Regions from separate parts of the Mus musculus genome. Here region 2 is linked to region 1. A link is a contact called in ENCODE POLR2A ChIA-PET data. All regions are on one chromosome and are shown on one strand. The core of a region is the stretch at or near the end of the contact, and the rest is flanking DNA. Distances in the headings are between cores, read along the strand shown. Region 1 holds the start of Snapc5 (small nuclear RNA activating complex, polypeptide 5). Region 2 overlaps Scarletltr (Scarletltr, erythroid developmental long intergenic non-protein coding transcript).

The links. ChIA-PET counts read pairs that join two places held with the same protein, here RNA polymerase II (POLR2A).
Region 2: POLR2A ChIA-PET joins it to region 1 with 15 read pairs in Patski. The contact joins the enhancer-like site here to the promoter of Snapc5 in region 1. POLR2A ChIA-PET finds 5 or more read pairs at or near these places in 2 of 5 experiments (Patski and embryonic stem cell).

Annotation. Positions count from the first base shown.
Region 1 is chr9:64,174,830-64,182,668 of GRCm38, reverse strand. Snapc5 (small nuclear RNA activating complex, polypeptide 5) reads right to left here and starts at 3,372. Exons shown (of 3, transcript NM_183316.2): 1 at 3,249-3,372; 2 at 2,081-2,170; 3 at 1-527. The coding sequence starts at 3,338. The coding sequence ends at 399. It overlaps Rpl4 (ribosomal protein L4), which reads right to left. Exons shown (of 10, transcript NM_024212.4): 2 at 7,674-7,839; 3 at 7,369-7,475; 4 at 6,947-7,085; 5 at 6,453-6,577; 6 at 5,599-5,728; 7 at 5,192-5,348; 8 at 4,865-4,948; 9 at 4,652-4,772; 10 at 4,107-4,446. The coding sequence ends at 4,225. It overlaps Gm23344 (a small nucleolar RNA gene), which reads right to left and starts at 7,621; the gene lies at 7,554-7,621. It overlaps Snord16a (small nucleolar RNA, C/D box 16A), which reads right to left and starts at 7,237; the gene lies at 7,147-7,237. It also overlaps Gm22571, Gm23136 and LOC115487261.
Region 2 is chr9:64,081,265-64,089,103 of GRCm38, reverse strand. Scarletltr (Scarletltr, erythroid developmental long intergenic non-protein coding transcript) reads right to left here. Exons shown (of 3, transcript NR_040743.1): 2 at 2,701-2,820; 3 at 1,059-1,178. Gm39360 (a long non-coding RNA gene) reads left to right here. Exons shown (of 3, transcript XR_870861.2): 3 at 531-675. Among named protein-coding and RNA genes, the nearest start is that of Scarletltr, 4.4 kb to the right of the region's middle. Within about 2 kb of position 4,868, at least 1 of the 3 ENCODE cell types and tissues checked has a DNase peak (open chromatin) inside an H3K27ac peak, as active enhancers do.

The sequences.
Region 1 (7,839 bases), core at 2,123-4,622:
AACAAAATTTTTATTTTTGCAGCTTGCTATTTAATCCCTTTTCTTGTGTGCTGGGATTGAGATGTGCTGGGCCTCTATGCCATTATAACTGTTCTCTTCAGACAGGTCTCTGAGTGAATCAGAACTCACTGGTTTGGCTAGACAGGCTGGCCAGTGTGCTTCTGGGATCTGTTGTTCTTCCTATCCCCAGTGCTGGGGTTACAGGCATGTGACACTCTATGTTTTTACACAGATTCTGGGGCTCCAAACTCAGCTCTTCATATTTGAATATAGATACTTTATGGGCTGAGCCTCTTCCATTCATAAGTTTATCTTTCACATAGGCCCTGCAAGATGACTTTGAAGAGATGAAGCACCCAAGACTTAGTTTGTATAACTACCCTGCCCTTGATCCCCCTTTACGAATCAGATTCTTCCTCCTCCTCTTCCTCCTCCTCTTCCTCCTCCTCTTCTTCCATAGGGCTCCTTGTGCTCAGCTTCAGTGTAGTCTGATTTATTGTCACTTCGTTGTCTACATGTAGGGACATCTGTGCAAAATAACAGCATTAGAATTACTGTAGAATAACAGCATTAGAATTAAGCCTCAAAACAGCAAATTCTTTTTTTTTTTAAATATTTATTTATTTATTATATGTTAGTACACTGTAGCTGTCTTCAGACACTCCAGAAGAGGGCATCAGATTTCATTAGGGATGGTTGTGAGCCACCATGTGGTTGCTGGGATTTGAACTCGGGACCTTCGGAAGAGCAGTCGGCACTCTTAACCACAGAGCCATCTCGCCAGCCCAGCAAATTCTTTTTAAAATCAAATCTCATCATGAGTTGGAGAAATGATTAGCAGTTAAAGTACTTGTTGCCTGCAAGGTGATGGTGGTGCACACGTCTAATCCCAGCACTCAGGAGACAGAGGCCAGCTTGGCCTACAAAGTGAGTTTTAGGATAGCCAGGGCTATACAGAGAAACCCTGTCTAGAAAAAACAAAACAAACAAAAGAGTACTTGTTTCTTTTCCAAAAAGATCCAAGTTTGAGTACTAATACCCATGCTGGATAGCTACAAGCCCCAACTCTAGGGTGTCTGATGTTCAATGGAGACGAACTTGCATTCACACACACCTATAAAAATATCTTTAAAGTTCAATTTTAGGTTCATCTTTTTATGACTTTCCTCTTTCTCGTTTCTCCCATTCCTGGAAAGCGGTGAGAATAAGTCCTTCATGTTTACTATGATCTTAACTTACCTACCATGCTCTTTTAGAAATCATCAGTAAAGTAACTGTGTAGGCTACATAGCTTATAAAGAATTCTCAAAGCACGGTATATTCAGGAACACTGTATTGGCTCTGTTGAAGGCAGTTGGTAAGCGTGAGTAGGGTAATACCTGCACCTCATCCTTAGCTTTGTACTTGAAGCCACACTTAACAGAGCAGCGACCATGACATAGTCCTAAAGAGAGCAGAGTTTCTAAACAGGATACGAGTGCACATGCCTGTAATCCCAGGAGGAGAGAAGAACATACGGTGGCTAGCCTGGGTACAAAAGACACTGCTTCAACAGAAGCCCCACCACAAACACACAACAACCACTGCTAGCTTGTTGGGGTTCCTTTGAGTAGCTGGAAAGGATGGAGTAATCTGAGACCTGGGTAGGCGAGGCATATTGGTGTACACTAGAAGAGTAGAGGCTGCCTAAACTTGACAAAGTATAAAAGATAAGCTATTGTCTGGATGATTAATATAGATTAGCTAATTACTGAACTACAAATTATGAGGGGCTGGAGATGCAGCTCACTGGTAGCGTACTTGCTATTGTCTGGATGATTAATATAGATTAGCTAATTACTGAACTACAAATTATGAGGGGCTGGAGATGCAGCTCACTGGTAGCGTACTTGCTTACCTTGTATGAAGTCCTAGGTTCAGTGTACAATAAATTCGCCCAGGCCCCCAAATATTTGAATGGTACTTCCCAGAGTCCTTTGGACTTGGTAATAATGTGCCATACAGCATTTGCCTGCCCAAAGAGCTCGGGCACAATGGGACTCTACACTCTCTCTGGAAGTCTGTACTTGACTAAACTTACATCACATAACTGTTCAGGTGCAGGCTGAGAAGACAGTGTCTCGGTCCTTCCTCGAGAATTTATCATGGATTGAAGGGCTAATTCTTCAACCTAGGAAAGAAAAGTCAAAGATATTTATTTCACTGAGTATTCTGCTGGGTTACTATAGTGAGTGAATTCCACTAGATGCCATATAGGTTGGCATCCCTGAACTGCTCTAGAAGGGGAGGGCAGCTTTACCTCCTCACCCCTTTCTTTCCCTATGAAGAGGTTCTTTGTAACACTGGCAGTCCTACAACTCAGTAGACCAAGCTGGCCTTGAATTTACAGATATCTACTTGCTTCTGCCTCCAAAGTGCTGGGATTAAAGGCAAGTGCCACTACACTAAGGTTAGAAATGTGGGAGGCAAGGGGATCATAAGTTTAAAACTAACCTGAGCTACACACTAGGTTCAAAGCATGCTTGGGTTACACAGGCGAGACCACTTCTCCCCTCCCTCACCCCAGGAGACAGCTGGTTCCACAGACACAGATGGATGTCCTATGATTGAGCTTGTCTACTCATTAATGAGAAAGTAAAGGCAGAATGTTAAAAAATGCACGTGTTTCCTGGTGCACCAGGGTAACTGCGTTTGGGAGGTCATCTTCAACACACGATCATGTACTTGTAAGAGGTTCTGTTGCAATAAGGGTGGGCAGTTTATAAATGCCCTGAGAAAAACTGCATATCGTTTTTTTACCACAAGTATACAAGTTCAGTTTATAAAGGGCTCCTCTAATCCTCATGTCACTTACATTTAAAGATCTTGCCCATGAGTGCTGACCAGGGATTACCATGATCATTTCACAGGGACCAAATTACCCCTATGTCTAGGACGTGATCAAAGCGCACCTAAATCTGCATCCGAGTCATTCTCTGTTCCCAGAAGAGTTACTGGGAACTCAAGCGGACAAGTTTCTTTCCCAGACTTCATTCGCGCCTCAAGCGGGTCTGAGATTCAGTACTAGCATGACAACACTAAAGCCCCCTCTAGTGCATATAAACAGCAGTAACCCGTGAGCCGGCGTGCTGGGTCGGGGTAGATGCGGGCTCAGGAGCTAAACCTGCTCAACACCTAGCGGCCTGGAGCTGTACCGCCGCGCTCCGTCGACGTCCCGAGGGGCTAGAGCTGGAAAGCTGTACGCTCACCTTGAGGCGGTTCAGTTGGTCGTGTAGAGCCGCCTTTAGACGCAGCAGGGTTTCCTCCTCCTTGCGGAGCTCCTGCAGTCGACTCAACATCCCCTTCCACTTCCTTAGGGCGCTGCCTTCTACTAGGCGCGCGGTGATGACGTCACCGCCGACTGCGGAGACCAGCGCCGGGCTGAGGGCTTACTTTCTCGTAGCTGTTTTCTGAAGGGCCAGTAGGGGCTTAGCTCCCACGATCTGAAAACAAAGTGGAATCCCAAAGAGCATGGAGATTCTTCAGTCCCTTGGTAATCCCTCACAGTAAATTGGCCCCACAGGCTTTAGGATAGCATTCATCTCAGCACCCTGTCACCTACTTTCCAAGTGACTTTAATCTCTGCAAAGGCTACTTATGCAGGCAGGAACCAAAATACCCAAAATACCTAAGCCTAGTAAGGACAGGAATGCTACTAACCTTTAGGAACTGCCTTGTCTCAGGGAGTGTTTTTACCCACGCTCATCATTATCTGCTAGCAGTTTTAACATCAAGGCAAGAGGAAACGATGATAATTCTAGGATGATCAGACTGATTCATACAAAGAACACTGCACCTCTACAGACACAGTGGCCATAGCTGTGGTGGTCCCGCCATTCCCTTTTACCATCATAGGCCCTCTAGTGGCTACCATAACTACACACTATTCATAGGACTTGGCCCCTAGCTATTTATCCCAAGTTCAGTTTATAAAGTAGACTACCATGTGGAACAAAGCAGCCTAGAGAATGAAATTTTATTTAAAAAATTTTGTTCTATAATTCTGATGACCTAAGTTTGACCATGAAGTCTCACATCTTGCCACTTGTTCTTCAAAAGGTTAATTTCAAGGGGCTTGGAAACATCCACAATTTAAGAGTCACACAAGGGTTTGTCACCACATGTTTGATTTATTGAAATATGCGGTCTCTACTTGCTCTCTGGAATTTAACAATTTTTAATAGTTTATGCAGCTGGCTTCTTTTCTTCTGTAGTAGGCTTCTTCTCTGCTGGTTTCTTGGCAACCACCTTTTTCCCTGCAGGCTTCTGCTTCTTGGCATCCACCTTCTTTCCTTTCTTGCCTACCGCTGGCTTCTTGTCTGCAGTCCCCTTCTCTGGAACAACCTTCTCGGATTTGGTTGCCAGTGCAGTAGCTGCTGCTTCCAGCTTTTTCACACGAAGTTTGTGCTGCAACAAAAACAAATAGAAAATTAAGAATCTTATCTTCAATGAGCGCATCGTGGTTCACATCTTTAACCCCAGTACCTGGGGAGGTAGAAACAAGTGTGTGTGGTTGGGGGGGGGGGGGGCGCCAGCGTCTTCATAGTAAGTTCCTGTCTTGGAAGGGGGCAATCTAATAAAAAAAAAAAATTGACACGCCAAACTGACTTACATTTCTGGCCTGGCGAAGAATGGTATTCCTGCGCATAGTCTTGGCGTAAGGGTTCAGCTTCAACATGATTCTCAGGTTCTTCAGTGGATTCTTCTTCAAGACTCTGCGATGAATCTTCTTGCTATCAAGAGGTAGCATTCATTAATCAACATGTATCCCTTTAATAGTCAAGGGGTCGTATCAAGTGTTAGACCTTAAGTTTTAAAACTCTACCGTGGTGCTCGGAGGGCTCTTTGGATTTCTGGGCTTTTCAAGATTCTGCTAAGGTCGGTGTTCATCATCTTGTGCATGGGCAGGCTGGGGGGAAGGAAGAGAGAAGTCCAAAGTCTCATTCTCTAACTGAACACAAAGCAGTACAAATTTTAATTTAAATGTTTCAACTCTCCAGATACAGAATAAACCTTTACATCTTCATTTAATAATCACAGGTGAGGCACATCCAAACAATGGAAAACGCAAACAAAATGTGAATGCAGAACTTATGGAGGATGTTAGTGCACACATTAGTCATTGACGTGTAATAAATAAGGGAAAACTCACTTATAGTTACTCTTGAGGGAAGCAGCCTTCCGCCAAGTGCCATACAGCTCATCCAACTTCCGGAAAGCACTCTCCGTCCAGATGCAGAAACGGCCCACATGCCCACCAGGAGCCAGTTTCAAAATGTTCAGCTTGCTTACATTAAGCAGAGTAATACCTTTAAGAGGAAGCAGAATCAGGAAGCCTGCATGCCCAACAGGAGAAATACAACTTCTATGGCTCCTCAAGCTACCTAGGGCACTTAGAAGCTCAAGCCATCATGGCTGGCGTAGCTCACTCACGTAGGACTCAGAACTTCCACAATATCATGTTATTTCAGAAACACGGACCATGAAGTGGAATTTCATCATAACCAAGCTAAGTGAGCCTGCACAGAATAGGCAGTTAAACCACGTGCAAGGATTTACCAGGGATGTTGCGGAAGGCCTTGATGATACCATTATCTTCATTATAGATGATGCAGGGCCCCCTGCGCTGGATCCGCCGTCGGTTTCTCATTTTGCCCTTGCCAGCTCTCATTCTCTGAGAGGCATAGACCTATAAAGTAAGTAGCTTTAGTATTCTGATCAAGACTTCCCACATCCTCAATCTTAGCAAAACGAAAAACTGTCTCAGCAGGCAAAGCAACTTTCAGCAGCCACACCTGACACTTTTATCCATGAAATTCACAACTTTCTGTTACCATTTCAAGTCTCAAATCTCAGTTAAAGTTTTGAGCTGCTCAGCAATAATTTTCGTCAACCTTCTGATTCAGCTTACTGACAGCAGGCAACTGTCACTGAAAACAGAGTAAGACGCAAATTACAACATCATTGCAAGCCCAAAAGCCCTTTCTGTACCCCCCCCAAAAGACAGCAAGACTTCTCTCCAATGTATTTACAGCCAGGCAGTGGTGGCACACACCTTTAATCCCAGAACTCAGGAGGCAGAGGCAGGCAGATTTCTTGAGTTTGAGGCCAGCCTGGTCTACAGAGTGAGTTCCAGGACAGCCAAGGCTACACAGAGAAACCCTGTCTCGAAACACCAAAAAAGTATTTACATGTCCATCTTCCTTTAAATACTACAAAACGCCATCTACACTGGATAGGTTACCTATAGGGAACTTGGGTTAACGCAACCACCCCTATCTTTGCTACTTTGGCTCTTTGAAAGGAAGTTTCTATATCCAATAAAAACTGAAGCCACCCACCCATTAAACCTCAACTTATCCTTTGAATCCAAATCTGCCAGTATGGAAGATCAGTGTATATGGTGAGCTTACCTTTTTGATGTCATTCCAAGCTTTGAGTTTCTTGAGCAGCTGAACAGCCTCCTTGGTCTTCTTGTAACCTTCAACCTTATCTTCAACCACCAGCGGCAGCTCAGGAACCTCCTCAATACGATGACCTAACAAAACCAATTTAATACTTAACAGCAAAGTCTCATCTTTCCCCCCAGAAACACTGTTCCAGAACTCAAAAGATACTGTCTCTGCTTTCAGTGGCAGATGTCTCACTTTGCACCACACCTCAAAATAAACCATCATGCAATTTGCGCCAAATCAGAATTTCCACTAATATCATGCGTTTCAGAAACACGGACCATTAAGTGGAATTTCATCATTTTGACAGTCAAGAACATTATAAGAATGTGATAAGAGCCTACTATGTTGATGTAAGCATAAGTGACTTTAGCAGGCAGAGAGAAACAGAATTCATGAAAGCAATTTACTTAGGTACAAGTTAAAACTAAATGTCACATATCAAAGCATCAGACCTTTAGACATCACCAAAGCTGGTAAGGCCGAGGCAGCCAGGGCAGAACAGATGGCATATCGTTTTTGGGTTGTATTCACTCTGCGGTGCCAACGACGCCAGGTTTTGGTTGGTGCAAACATGCGTCCCCCACGACACATCTGTTTTCTTTGTCAAGAATTAACATCTTTTTCAAATTTAGAAAATTAACAAGATTACTACTTGCTCAGTAACAATGTTCGTCAACCTTCTGAACCAGCATACTGACAGCAGGCAACTGTCGCTGTGAACAGAGTAAGACGCAAATTACGACATCACTGCAAGTTCCCAGCCAAACATCTCCAGATTTTTGTCTAGAGAGACTCTAGTATGTTTAAACATGATTCAAATATTAATTAGCCTAAGTCCAGTTGGTCAGTTGCCAAGAGCACTAATCAAGGATACATTTCCAAAGGCACCCTGGCCAGATCGGTGGGTCCCACCACCTCGAACTCTTGGAATTCGAGCCACAGCTCTGCCAGTACCCCAAGACTCAGCACTGGTCTGATGACCTAAAATTGGGAAGAACAAAAGGTTTAGGAACTAACTCATAACAAACCCATGACTTAAAACTAATGCATGATAAAGGCAGTATCAGAATAGCCAAGGAAAATCATGTAGTTCAGAAACACGGACCAATGGAATCTCATCATTTACTGCAAAGGAGCCCTGGAAAGTATATAACCATGATGACGAATGCAAATCCATACCTGCCAATTCACTGACGGCATAGGGCTGTCTGTTGTTTTTCCTCAAGTTGGTGTGAACGAAGTTCACAATATCTGGTCGAATGGGAGCTTTGAACACAGCTGGCAAAGTGACATTCTTGCCAGATGACTCTCCCTTTTCGGAGTACACCGATATGAGGGGACGGGC
Region 2 (7,839 bases), core at 3,619-6,118, 95 kb after region 1:
TGTGCCAAGGGAAGGTGGAAATCTAAAGAGCGCTTCCTCTCAACCAGGCGGCCCCAGACTTTTGACTCCAGTCTGAGCCATTCCTTCAGGGATTCATGTGCAGCAGGAACTTATAAATAAACCCCACCTCAGCCTCTCACCACCCCACCTTGGGGACCTGGGCAGGGTGACAAGGAGCGAGCTGTGCTGGGTGCAGGGTCAGGGTCTCTGACTTTCCAGGAGGGTAGGGGGTGGAGCTGTGGTTCCCACCAGAGGATCTGGGATCTGGGCCACCGGTGAGTGGCCTACACACTCATTCGGTCCACAGAAGGAAATCTGGAAAAAGCAGGGCTTTTAAATGTTTTTTTTCTTGCTTTTATTTTATTTTTTTCAGTGTGTGTGTGTGTGTGTGTGTGTGTGTGTGTGTGTGTGTATGTGTGTGTATATGTGTGTGTGTATGTGTGTGTGTGATAGCATCACGTAGCCCAGGCTGGCTTAGTACTCACTATGTAGTCCAGGATGACCTTGAATTTCTGCTCTTTTCCGTCCAGGTCTCCAGCGCAAGGGTGCACACTATGCCAGCATGTAGTTCCGTGGGTAGAGCCTAGAGCCTTGCACATAAGAGGCAAGCACACTGCCAACTGAGACATCTCCAGCCCCAGCATGAAGTTTCCGGAACAGCCAGTGTCCGCTCTTAAGTGGCCACCTAGACTCTGGGCCAAACTGTTTCAGCCCTCTGAGTCCCTCCCGCATGTCCTCTGTGTGACTTTGTTAAGGACTCCTCACCATGGATGGGGATGAAGACAGGATGCTAAGGACATGTTTGCTGGAATAAAAACTGCAACACCGCTTCTTATCACAGGCAGAGCAAGGTGTGCACACTATTCCCTCTTGTTTCCTCTTTTATGACAAAGGAGTTGAGACTCAGAAGGTGTTTTATGGCCCAAGGTCACAGAGCAGGTAGACTGAGAAGGGGGGGGGGGCTCTGCAATTATTCATCTTGGGTCTGCCTTCCTCCCAGCACGCTAAGGCCTCAGTGTCCCTACTGTGATGTAGGCAAAGAAATATCTGGGTGGGCTGGGTGGGTGTTACATTCCTTTAATTCCAGCACTCACAGAACAGAGGCAGGCAGATCTCTGTGAGTTCCAGGACAGCCTGGTCTTCAGAACAAGTTCCAGGTCAGCCAGGACAAAGAAATCCTGTGAAAACAAAAACAAAAACCAGAAGTTATTTGGGTGGGACACGGGTGTAAAGATTGATAGGAAAGATCCATTTCTCTGCCTTGCCCAGAATGGGAAATGCCCCAGCAGCTAGAGCCCTTCCTTAAATGTTTCTGGACAGCTCAAGATCTAGCACAAAACTCTGTTGCAGGATGGTTGGTCAAGCTCTGGGAAATGTAACTGCAATGACAGGGAATAGACACCAGGTGGCGCCATACAACCCTCTGTGTTTTCTGGAAAGCTGTGTGGTTCTGTGTCTCTTTGAGCTGGCTGTCCTCTGAGCCTGGTGTGCCAGCTAGGTAAAGTAAATGTGGGAGGGACAGGCCCAGATGGAAGGCCTGTGCTTTGAAGTAGGTTTCTGCCTGGGACTGTGACACAATTGCTGTTCTCTGGGACCCGCCTCCCCATATGTAGGATACGGAGTCTCTTCTCTCTCATTGAGAGTTTGTGTCTTAGTTTGTGAAGCACGTGGTGTGGGGCTTAGCTTGCATCCTAACACCGGGTAAGACTTTAAACCTTCAGGTGAGCTGTAGGTCTGCCCTTTGCTTCCATCTTGACTTGGGGGCAGAAGCACTGTCCTTGAGCCACAGGAGACCCCAATATCCTAATAGTTCCCAGAGGGAGGACCTTGAGGTCCAGGGATTTCCTCCAGACTCTTCCACTCTCACTGGTCCTGAGGACAACTGTCAAAAGCTCCTCCTGTCCTCTGCTCAGAGGCCCCACAAAGAACATTTCCCCGCATTAGGGCTACAGGAACTAGGGAAGATGGATCTTGCTGGCTGTACTGTTGTGAGGTGAAAAGGTCCATTGACCCCTGGAGTAGCGGGGACACTGAACCACATAGGCTGTCACTCCCAGGGTCTCCCGTGGGAAAGTCCCTCAGTGCTCACCTGCCCAGATCCTGCAGCACTGTTTCCAAAGGGTTAACTCAACCTTTGGACACGGTGGTACTTGTGCCTTTGATTCCAGCAATAAAGAGGCACAGGCGGGGACCCTTGTGAATCCAAGGCCAGCTTGGTCTACAAGGACAGCCAGGGCTACACAGGGAAACCCTGTCTCAAGAATGAAACAAAACACCCCAAACCAAACAACAACCCCCCACCCCAAAGAATAATCCAGTTCAAGCCTAGCGTCCCATGGGGGAAGTTGCAGCACCTGCTTTTATTCATGAAAGAAAAAGGTTTCTGTTCCTGTTAGTTAGTTAGCTTCCGAAAACCTTCTCCGAGAGTCAGGATGGGGGGCAGGGGGAAAACCAGTAAAAGTGCAGGAAAATGGAACTCCAGATACGCAGCACATGAACAGCCTATACCCCGGAGAGGGACCTTGCCCCAGTCCCAGCCTTATAACATAGACAGGGACAAAGCATGCTGGGAACCTGAACTCACTGCTATTTACACTCAGTTTACATTCTGCAGTACTAGAGAAGGTTTTTCTAGATCTTGGGGCAGGAAGAGATCAGGGCTCAGAGAGACTGTGGGGAGGGGGAGGAGAGGGCACTCACTTTTAAGTTTGCACTGAGCCAGTGAGGGCTGGAGTTGGAGTGGGGAGGGGTGTGCAGAGCAGGAGCCTGAGGCTCTCCTGCGCTGGAAAGGCAAAGGGGCTTCTGTTGCCTGGCAGACGCCTGGGTGAGGAAAGAAAGACACAGGTGACTATGTTTCCTGGAGTCAGTTGCCTATAACCAAGGGTGAACCTGTGGCCCTAGGACTTCCACAGGGTGGGGCTGGCCTGAAGGCCTAGCCTTGTAGGCCCCACCCAAGCCCTTGCTCTGGGTTTGCTGCAAAGTCCTGGGGAGGGGGGAACCAATGTCATTCACCCCAATGCCTTTCTCTCAGGAATAAAACCTATTTGATTGTGACAAGTCATGAGAGCTCCCTGGTCTCAGATTGTGGCTGTATAAAAGGCACCACACACACAGTAAGTATATATAGGTAGCAGTTGCTGCATTACAAAGGAGTCTAACTTTCTTGGGGCACTATTCTAGAGGATGCTTAAAACCCAACCAACCAACCAAACAACCAACCAAACAAACAAACAAACAAAAAAAAAAAACAAAAACAAAAAAAAAAAAAGAAAGAAAAAGAAAAACTGGACTGGAGAGATGGCTCAGCGGTTAAGAGCACTGACTGATCTTCCAGAGGTCCTGAGTTCAAATCCCAGCAAACACATGATGGCTCACAACCGTCTGTAATGGGATCCGACGCCCTCTTCGGTTGTGCCTGAAGACAGCTACAGTGTACTAATAGATATACAGGAAAATCCTTTCCATCCTTTGATATTGAGGGGTGGAGGGAAGGTACATAGGAGAGAGTGAGTTTTTACTTGTTATGAAGCCCGGAGTGTGCCCGGAGGCTGGCCAACTGTGAGGGATGGGGAGTGAGGGAAGACGCTGGAAATCAGGGTCAAACCAATGGAGAGACCTGGCTTTCGGCTGTTAGGTCTGATTTTGCAGTGAGTGGGTAAGGAAAAAGAGGGTCTCTGTGTAAGGGAATGCCTTCTAGTTGCTCCCTGAGTTCAGCCTGAGCTTCGGGTTGCCAGGGGAGGCCTCTCTCAGCCCTGTTCTCCCCAACCCTCCTGCCTCCCTAGCAGTTTGGCAGCCGACTGGATGTTCAGTGCGGAATTTAAAGAATCCGAACAGGCAGAATGCTAATCCCACCCGGAGAGATTGCCCTGAGCCTCCGCTGCCGGCTGGCGGGAAAAGCCCCCTTGTGTGGCAGCAGGAGAGAAAAGGGATCGGTCTGCCCAGGCGGGCTCTGCCTGCGGCCAGGGGACCAGGTCAAGTCCCTGGACCTCCCGGGGTCCCGGACCCGCCCGTGGAAACGGGAGCACCTCAGTATCCAGATCTCGTGCAGAGTCAGGCTTGGGGCTTCGAGGGTGAGCGACCTGGCACTCAGGGACCTGGCGTTGGGGGACTTTGGGTCCCGGTCCCCGCCCGGCTGTGCCCTCAGCCGTCACCCCTGTGGCCTCGGCGTCTCGCAGTCTCGGGCGCCGGAGTGCCGGGCGTTATCTGCGCTCCGGGCCGAGCCGGGCCCTTCCCTCCCAGGGCCGCCCCGCCGCTCCCGCCTTATCGGACGCCGAGCTGGCGAGGGCTGAGCCTACCTCCCCCGGGACTCGCGACTCCCAGTGAATCTTCCCCCTGGTTCCCCTCCTCCCCTGGGCTCCCTCTCGAAGCTATCGCTTCTCCTCCTCCTCCTAGGGCTTCCCTCCTGAAATGCCCCCCTCCTCAGGTACCCCCTTCATGGCCAGGCTGAGTAAGAGGCTGAGCATTCGAAAAGGATTTTGTTTTTCAGATTTCTCTCTTCCTCAAAACAGACAAGCCTAACTATGGTTTAACTCATTTAGTCACATTTTAAATGATTTCACAAGAGAGGAAAATTCTGCAAAACAAAGTGAAACTGTAAAACACCCTAAACTCAGCGTCCACCAGGGCTTTGGGAGCCCCAGCCACTGGCCAGGTCCCAGCAGAAGCCTGGATGGTTTGGCGGCCACAGGCTTCTCTGCACAGTTGAGTGTGCAGCGTTGGCAGGATCTCAGAGCACCCTTGGTAATAACGAATTGGCAATATGGATGGAAAGCCATAAAAGTAGTCATCTACTGCGTTCAGTGACCCCGCTCTGGGAATGTGTCCCAAGGAAACAGTCGAGCAAGCAGCCCACAGCTCTGGCTCCTTCCATGTGTTAATCAAAGGGCCAGTGAGCCACACTTCCTCAGCGTGGGCAAGTGGATCTGAACCCAGCAGTCACCTACAAACATCTCTGCTCCCTGTCTTAAGGGGGGGACAGTTCTGCGTTCCGTGTTTGCAAGAATTGGGGGAGACAGCCCTCAGAAGCATCTAGTACCCAATGGGAGGGGAAAGAAGTTAAGCCACGTGTGTTTGCGCTTGCCTTTTCAGAAATGAGAGTATGGAATAGTTCAAGCCACATTTGTAAACAGGCAGCTCTCCATATCCAGGCTCCCACATCTAAGGAGCCAGCTGACCTCAGACCAAAATATTTCTAAAATATCTGTTCTGAACGCAAGCAAACTCTTGTCATTCCCTAAGCGATCTAGATTCACCATTTCCCCAGTGCTTACACTGAGCTACACGCGGTACAAGCAACCTGGAGGCCATGAAGAGCTAAGGAATGGAGTACACAGGTTAGAAGTAAGCACTAGGCATTCTGTGGACAGGGCTTAGCTCCCTTGCATCTTGTAAGGTTCTGGACCCAATCCCAAGCATTCTGAGGGAAGACCAGAGAAAGTGTACATGCTGATTAAGAGTTTGGGAGTTTAGGGGACTGCAGACATGGCTCAGACTTTTTGCTCTTGAATAGGACCCCAGTTCAGTTCCCAGGATGCACAGGTGGCTCACAACCCCTGGAACTTAAGTTCCAGGGAATCCAACCCCCTTTTCTGGCCTCTGAGTACACTGCACTTGTGTACAAACTTACATTCAAGACATATAACTAAAAATAATAAAAATAACATCCAAAATATGATTAGGAGTTTTGGGGTGTGGAGAGATGGCTCAATGGTTAAGAGTGTTTGTTGAGCAAACATGAAGACCAGACTGGTTCAGGTCCCAGCTCCCATATAACAAGCCTGGGAACACACTGGGTCTTCCAAGTGAATATTGTTACCCTTGCTCTAAGGTGGGCAGAGACAAGAGGGTTGCTGGGACTTGCTGGCTCCCAGCCTAGTCAAGAAAATGAAGCCCTGCTTCATGGAAACTTAGACTTAGAGGAATAGTCAGAGTGCTTTCTAGCCTCTGCATGCACAGGTGCACCCACCTGTATACACACAGGTGCACATAGTCTCATACACAGGTGCGCCCACCTGTATACACACAGGTGCACATAGTCTCATACACAGGTGCACCCACCTGTATACACACAGGTGCACATATTCTCTCATACAGAGATGCATACATACTAATACAAATCAATCAATTTTTTAAAAATTAAGTTATATTTATGCCAAGTGGTAGTTCAGGACTTAAATCTAGCACTCTGGAAGCTGAGAGAAGCAGATCTCTATGAACTTGAGGCCAGGCTTGCCAACATAGTGAGCTCCAGGACAGCCAAGGCTATATAAAAGACCCTGTCTAAAGAAAGTAAAGATTGAGGCTGGATATGGTGGGACCGCCTTTGATTTTAGTACCCAAGAGGCAGAGGCAAGCAGATCTCTGAGCTTGAGGCTAGCCTGATCTAGATAGAATTCAGGAAATCCAGGCTACATAGAAAAAACACTCTAAGAAAACAAAACAAGGGCTGGAGAGATGGCTCAGTAGTTAAGAGCACTGACTGCTCTTCCAGAGGAGCTGAGTTCAATTTCCAGCCACCACATGGTGACTCACATCTATCTCAATGGGATCTGATGCCCTCTTCTGGTGTGTCTGAAGACAGCTACAGTGTACTTATGTATAATAAATAAATAAGTCTTAAAAAAAAACTTTAAAAAAGAAAACAAAAAAGCCAAAAATAAATGTTAAATTGTGTTTATTTGTTTATTGTATGTGTATGTGTGTGTGTGTGTGTGCATGGGTGCATGAAAGCACATGTATACCATGGCACACATGTGGAGATCAGAGGACAATTCCAGAGAGTTGATTTTCTCCTACCAGGTGGATTCTAGGTTTGAATCTCAGGTCCTCAGGGTTGGCGGTGTCTCTATCTGCTAAGTATCTCATTGGCTCCTATAAAGAAATAAATCTAAAAAAGAGTTTATGAGTTTTGAGTCTTTCTAGTTTGGGCTTTACCACTGATTTCCTAGCTTGATGTGATGTACTTCTTCATAAAGGATGACAGACCCTGGGTGTGGTGGCGCACACCTTTGATCTCAGTGCTGAGACGCAAGAGATGGTCAGGGTCTGAGTTTCACTACAGAGTAGTCTACACAGCGAGAGCCTGGGGAAGGGAGGGAGCCAGAGACAGAGAGACAGAGAGACAGGGTCTAGACAGATGGATGGCTTAGTGGGTACTGAGTTCAAATCCTCAGAACTCACAGAAAGCTGGACATACAGATGGTACTATAAATCTGTAATCCCAAAATGGGGGCTGGGGGTGGGGTGGGGAAGAGACAAAATCCCCAAACCCAGCAGGTCAGACTGCCTCTCGTAGGCAGAGGTGAAGAAAAGACTGCCAAACAGAGTGAGAGGCAAGAGCCAACATCCAAGGTTGTTCTCTGACCTCCATCCACATATACACATCCTGTTGTGAGTGTTCACATATTAAATGTAAAAAGAAGGGAACACAGATCTTTCCGAGTTGTTAACTCTGACTTTTCTGGAGCTCACAGGCAAGGACTTAGTGGTCAGGGCTGTGAAACCCTTCCTTGCTTCAGGAAGAATCCTGCAGTTAGCTCTGGCTTGGTCTGTTATCCTGGAAGCAGAAGAATGTCCCGACTTAGTCCCCATTCCCCTAGAAAGCCAGGCTGTCCAGCAGTGTAGGAGTTTGGTACAATTTGTTCTCACACAACTGAAGAAGAGAAGCATCCACATGCCGGTGGTCCCAATGGGCCAGTCTTTGAGACAGGGCAGCCTAGGTTTATGACCCAGTGGAAGGAGGTAGGGGGCTGCTGAGGCTGGCCCAGGTTTTGGTGTGCTGAGGGCTCTGAAGGGAACACACCTTTGACCTGCACCTTTTATTTTGAATGACAAGATTAT